Linked DNA regions of Homo sapiens: region 1 is linked to region 2. Evidence: chromatin contacts called from ENCODE Hi-C or POLR2A ChIA-PET data. All regions are on one chromosome and are shown on one strand. The core of a region is the stretch at or near the end of the contact, and the rest is flanking DNA. Distances in the headings are between cores, read along the strand shown. Region 1 overlaps LOC105376481 (a long non-coding RNA gene). Region 2 overlaps ZNF438 (zinc finger protein 438).

The links. A loop is a pair of places that touch in the nucleus more often than their neighbours do. ChIA-PET counts read pairs that join two places held with the same protein, here RNA polymerase II (POLR2A). Pooled maps may share reads with other maps.
Region 1: a loop to region 2 is called in a pooled map, with 6 times the contacts of the local background. The contact joins two enhancer-like sites. A Hi-C loop is called at or near these places in 8 of 50 pooled maps. POLR2A ChIA-PET finds 5 or more read pairs at or near these places in 6 of 52 experiments (AG04449, PC-9, WTC11 and 3 more).

Annotation. Positions count from the first base shown.
Region 1 is chr10:31,145,456-31,148,306 of GRCh38, forward strand. The region is part of intron 2 of LOC105376481 (a long non-coding RNA gene); the gene reads left to right. Among named protein-coding and RNA genes, the nearest start is that of LINC02664, 41 kb to the right of the region's middle. RefSeq lists enhancers at 718-1,269, 1,270-1,820. Within about 2 kb of position 1,541, at least 9 of the 41 ENCODE cell types and tissues checked have a DNase peak (open chromatin) inside an H3K27ac peak, as active enhancers do; they include PC-9, where a contact is called at or near this core.
Region 2 is chr10:30,984,428-30,987,128 of GRCh38, forward strand. All of the region lies in intron 1 of ZNF438 (zinc finger protein 438), which reads right to left. Among named protein-coding and RNA genes, the nearest start is that of ZNF438, 46 kb to the right of the region's middle. Within about 2 kb of position 1,309, at least 7 of the 41 ENCODE cell types and tissues checked have a DNase peak (open chromatin) inside an H3K27ac peak, as active enhancers do; they include PC-9, where a contact is called at or near this core.

The sequences.
Region 1 (2,851 bases), core at 291-2,790, 160 kb after region 2:
CCCATATTGGTGACAAATCAGAGAAGGTATTTTCATGTATAGCATTTGGCCCAACCAACCCAGGTTTAGGTACCATCAGTCTCTTGAATGTATAAACAGACTGAATTCATAAACTCCTACTGAAACTAACATGCTTTGTAAGTAGAAAACAAAATCAGGATCATGAATTGGCTGGTTTTATTTTTTCTAGTGGCTATTTGCTGATTCTTGGCCTTAAATGATAACATCTTTTTTTTGCATGTCATTTGATCATTCATTCGTTCAGCTTTCACCAAACACTTGTTATGTGGGATTTCCTGTGACGCTTTACAAGCTGGCCCCAAACTGTGCCTCCAGCCTGGTCTCCCACACATCCCTGTCATGTCCCTGCACCCACCTAGCACATTTAATCTCTGGCACACCTGCAGTATACGGATGAATAAGACATGGTCCCTGTCCCTCAACTTCTTGCAGTCTGGAGACAGTAACAGCCAGGCATCGGTCTTTTTGAGATAATAAAGCGTATGGTGACATTTGACCTAGGTCTTGAAGGACACAGAGCAGGTAAGCGACAGGTGTAAAGCCCTGAGTTGGTGAGCGGGGAGGTCAGGGAGATCAAGGAGGGAGTGCCTGCCTCATGGGGACTAACTGGCAAGAAGTGGGGCTGGAGAGACAGCTCCCCGCCCAGGCCTGCCTAAGTGCTCTGTGATCAGCTGTTAGAGGTCCTAGTTACTGCCTGTGACATTCCTGCCATGCTGCCTCTTCAATGTGCCCAGATTCCCAGGTCACGCTCCTTCAGCCACCTTTCATGACTTGCTGCTAAGGTGGAAGGGAAAACCCAGAACTTTGTTCTTGGGGGGTAGCGAGGGAGTTGCCAAAGGCTGTTTATTTGTCTTCCTTTTGACTTTCAATCAAACCACATGTAACTGCTCCCTGGATCCCTGCTCAGGTGTGCAGCAGACCTTGCTGTGCACGAGTCTCATGCCTGGCGTGGACTAGCCTCGCCAGAGACTCCTGTCTGAGCCCTCAAAAAAGTCTGCAGCACACGTCTAAAAATAGGTAAGCGAAGAAGCCCAGACTCAGGGAGAAATGCTCTTACCAGGCCCCAGAAAAGCCAGCTGTATCAAGTTCAGGCCTCTTCCCCGCCAAGCCACAGGGTCGTGAGAGACTTCCCATCTTGGCTTTCGGAGTTGGGAAAGGAGGGGAGGAAGTGGAGAGGCAGGATGTGGTGGAGGGGCTGCGTGCTGCCTGCAGGGCTGGAGTCTCAAAGCAGGAATCCTCCGAAGGACGTTTTGAACAGCCGGTTAGGCGCACATGCGCGTACACACACGCACACACACACACACACACACGCACGCACGCACGCGCACGTGCAGAGCCCCCAAACAGCCTATTGGCTTTGGTTTCCTTCAGTGAAATCTGGGATCAAGAATAATCTCATCTGGGGTGGCCAGCCACTCTGGACTCACGGTTTCCAGGGTCTTCTGAGTATATACAACCATCCTCCAGACTGCAAAAAACACGATATTTACTCTGACAAAGCCACAAGAGCCCCAGGTTTATGTCCATGAAAGATCAGACAGAATCCAGAGCAGCGACTCATCAGTGGTGACTGACAACCTGATGTGCAACTAATGTGTGAGTCCCTTTTCTGACCCTTCTGTGTCAGTATGTCTTTCCTCTGCCCTTCCATCTGTTTAGTGGGTCCACTGTGGGGTGAGACAGTTTTGTTGCAGGGGACTTGGGTCCAGCTGGCTGGAATTATCATAGGTTTCATTCCTGATTTGGTGTGTTCTAGGATGGAAAAGACACTTCCTCTTTGCTTCTGACCTCTTTCCAGAACAAATAAAAACACACACCAAAAAGCCACTCCCGGGAAGATGAAACAACATAGTCACCCCTGGATCCCCAGGGGCAACTTCAGAGGGCTTCCATTAGCAGGGTGGATGAGCTATTTTCCCAGGATATTAAATGTGAGAAGCTTTGAGCATGTATCTGGTGAGTCACACCAGTGTTTTAGAGTCTGACAAGGATCGTTACTGAAATACATAATGCAACCATCATCAGCATATGGGGACTCATACATTGTAGAGATACTGATCTGCTCTACCCTTTTAAGTCTTCATGCAACTAAAGGGGAAGATCCCCTCAAATAGGTTGTTCTCTTTCCTAACCCTAAGAAGAGTCTTTCTTTAAAATAAGTTCTCCTGTATGACTGTAAGATAGGATTGATGGGAAAGGAAGGGACAAGGAATTAGTATTTTCTGAGTGACTACTGGATTCCAGCTCATGAATGGCCAGGGAAATGGCATTCTCACCTGAGCAGGGCTCCTCCATTAGACTAGTGTAGGAAGCCCAAGGGGAGGATGGCACATGGTTAGGACTCGCCCAGGGACCAGGCACAGTGGCTCAGGTCTGTAATCATAACAACTTTGGGAGGCTGAGGCAGAAGAATTATATGAGCCTAGGAGTTCGAGACCAGCCTGGGCAACATAGTGAGACCCTGCTTCTACAAAAAATAGAAACTAGCTGGGCGTGGTGGCACATGCCTGTAGTCCCGTTACTTGTGGGGCTGAAGTGGAAGGATCATTTGAGCCCAGGAGGTAGAGACTGCAGTGAGCAGTGATAACACCATTGTGCTCCAGCTTGGGTGACAGAGTGAGATCCTGTTTCAAAAGAAAAAAAAAAAAAAGCTCGGGGTAGTGGTAGTGGCTCATGCCTATAATCCCAGCACTTTGAGAGGCCAAGGCAGAAGGATCACTTGAGTTCAGGAGTTCAGGAGACCAGCCTGGGCATCATGGTGAGACCTCATCTCTAAAAAAAAAAAAAAGAAAAAAAAAAAAAAAGACAAGCCTAAAGTCACACCGCCCAG
Region 2 (2,701 bases), core at 59-2,558:
TGTAACAATACAAAGTATTATTATAATCATATTCAGATAATCCATTTTCATCAAATATATGTAAAAGGTGCCTTCTTTTCAAGTTTCATTTTTAATTACTGTATATTTTTATTAAGATAATAAAAGAACTAATGTAGAAGAAAATAATTCCATAGTTGATTACATGTCTTTAGTTTAAAAATGAAAGCATGCAAAATTTAATAAAAGTTTTAAGATAAATAGAAAATGTTCCAGAAAAAAAGAAATGCCACAATGAATAAAACTGGCTAAGAAGAATGCTTCACATTCTTTTCCATGTGCATAATACTGTGGAAATTAGTAAACAGTCACAAACAAGTGATTCATATTCAGGGCGCAGCCTTTTTGACAGGAAAACAGTAATCAAGAGTTTGGGATTTGAAGATTTTTAAAAGGACACATGTCTAGTAAAGTGTGTCAGTTTGCCTGAGACAGTCCCAATTTACGGCCATTGTCCCAGTGTCCCACAAATTTACCATTTGTCCTGGATTTTTCATTTTCTAATGATTTTTTTTAATGATAGCATTAAAATATGCTAAGACTTACTTGTACTTTTAGGCTCTGCCATAATCTCATTGAGCCATGTGTGAGATGCATGTGCAATGAAGCCAGTTGTCAATTTCGCAACTTGCTTAAATCTTTAAGACACCTAGCAGTAACCCATTTCTAAATGTACTAAATGTACTGTAACTGATACTTCATTCTTAAAGACAGCACCCAGGCACCATGCAGAAAAAGTATACCTAGGCAGGAGCAGGTAGGGACAGCTAACTCCTCCAGTCTTGAATGAAGGTAGAAGAAATACTGAATACTGCTCCCTGCTCATGGCTAGCTTAAAGACACGGATTTAATGAAAGCAGACAGGACAGAGAAAGTGTTTTACGTATTATTCTCTAAAGCATGACTTTTCATCTAGATCCAATGACTTTTTAAAAAAATGCACTTAGTTCTGATTCTAAAGCGTCTCTTTTACATCATCAAAGTAAAGTGAAAACTGGTTGGCTCCATTAACAGAAAAACTCACAGTTAAATGTTGCCAGCTTTCTGTCAGCATCAGGAGATGTACCAACCAGAAAAATCAGTTAATTCCAATAATGGTTTGATGATTTCATCTAATTCATGAAACCAAAGTAAAGCTTTTGGAAGTTCATTCTGTAGAATATGAAACACTTGACATTGCTTTAATTGCTACTTAAAAATCAGTTTAGAAGTTCAACAACAAAGACAAAATTACCGTTGGTTCTCCTTATTCACAGTAGTTAAGTTCTATGAAGTCACCATGAACACTGAATTAGGGAATACCAAACTGTTTACTCATAAGGGAAATTCAGGGTTGGGTTCCTGAGAGCTCCTGAGAGCCTCTGATTACATTTTAATTAGCTGATCAAACATAACCTCATTTTATGTATATTTCTGTTTCAAGATACCTTATTAATATATAGTCATCCACTGCATGATGTGTCAGTCAACAACAGACTGCATATATGATGGAGGTGGTCCCATAAGATTATCAAGCTATATTTTCACTGTACATTTTCTATGTTTAGATAAATAAATATTTACTATTGTGTTACAATTGCCTACGAATTCAGTATAGTAACACACTGTACAGGTTTGTAGCCCAGGAACAAGAGGCTATACCAAATAGCCTACGTGTATAGTAAGCTATAGATTCATATCAGTACACTCTATGATACTTTCACAATGACAAAATCACCTAATGATACATTTCTCAGAATTTAACCCTGTTGTTAAGCAATGTATGGCTGTTCACTGTTGAGTCACTAACACTGAACTCATAGCCAACAGCACTATAAGTTTATCTATCACATGCATTTTCTCCTTAAGGCACATCACAGCCTTCTTGCACTTAGGCGCAATATACAGCACTTCAGTTCCACACTGGGTAGTCATTTTAAACACAGAAATCATAAGCCTAAAAAAGCAAAAATCATGGCACTATATAAACCACAAAAAGGAGACTTGTTTACCGTATGAGAGCTGAAGGAAATCAGCTTGTCAACTAGGAATGTGTTGAGCAATCCAAATTTTTCACCATTCTGTACCATTTGCAGTCATGCACTCAGTTGAATGCCTAGTGTCATGAGTATTGATTTTGCAGTTACAAATAAATTTTATAGGTTCAGTATCCCTTACCCTGAAATGTTTGGGGTCGGAAGTGTTTTGAATTCAGAGTTTTTAAAAATTTTGAAACATTTGCATTATATACTTATTGAGTATCCCTAATCCAAAAATCTGAAATCCAAAATGCTCCCATGAGTATTTCATTTGCGCATGACCCTTGAGGATTGTGTTGAGCATCATGTTGGCACTCAAAAAGTTTAGGATTTTAGAGCATTTCTGATTTTAGATCAGAGATGCTCAATCTGTAGTAAGCAGACGAATTCATGAAAACAAAATCTGTGAATAATAAGGGTCAATTCTATTTGTTTTTACAGTGATAACACAATTACAAACCTTGGTTGAGTACAGCATCATAGAAAGAACAATGTTCTTACTAAATTTAAAAAATGGTGAAACAGAAATAAACTTGGACTTGGCTGTGGTTCACATATAATTCACAGCTGTGCCCAAAACTGCAATATATTACCAATCAAAATTGGGGGAAACATATTTTACAACTGAATCCACAAAAGATGTGACATTCTACCAATTAAAATTT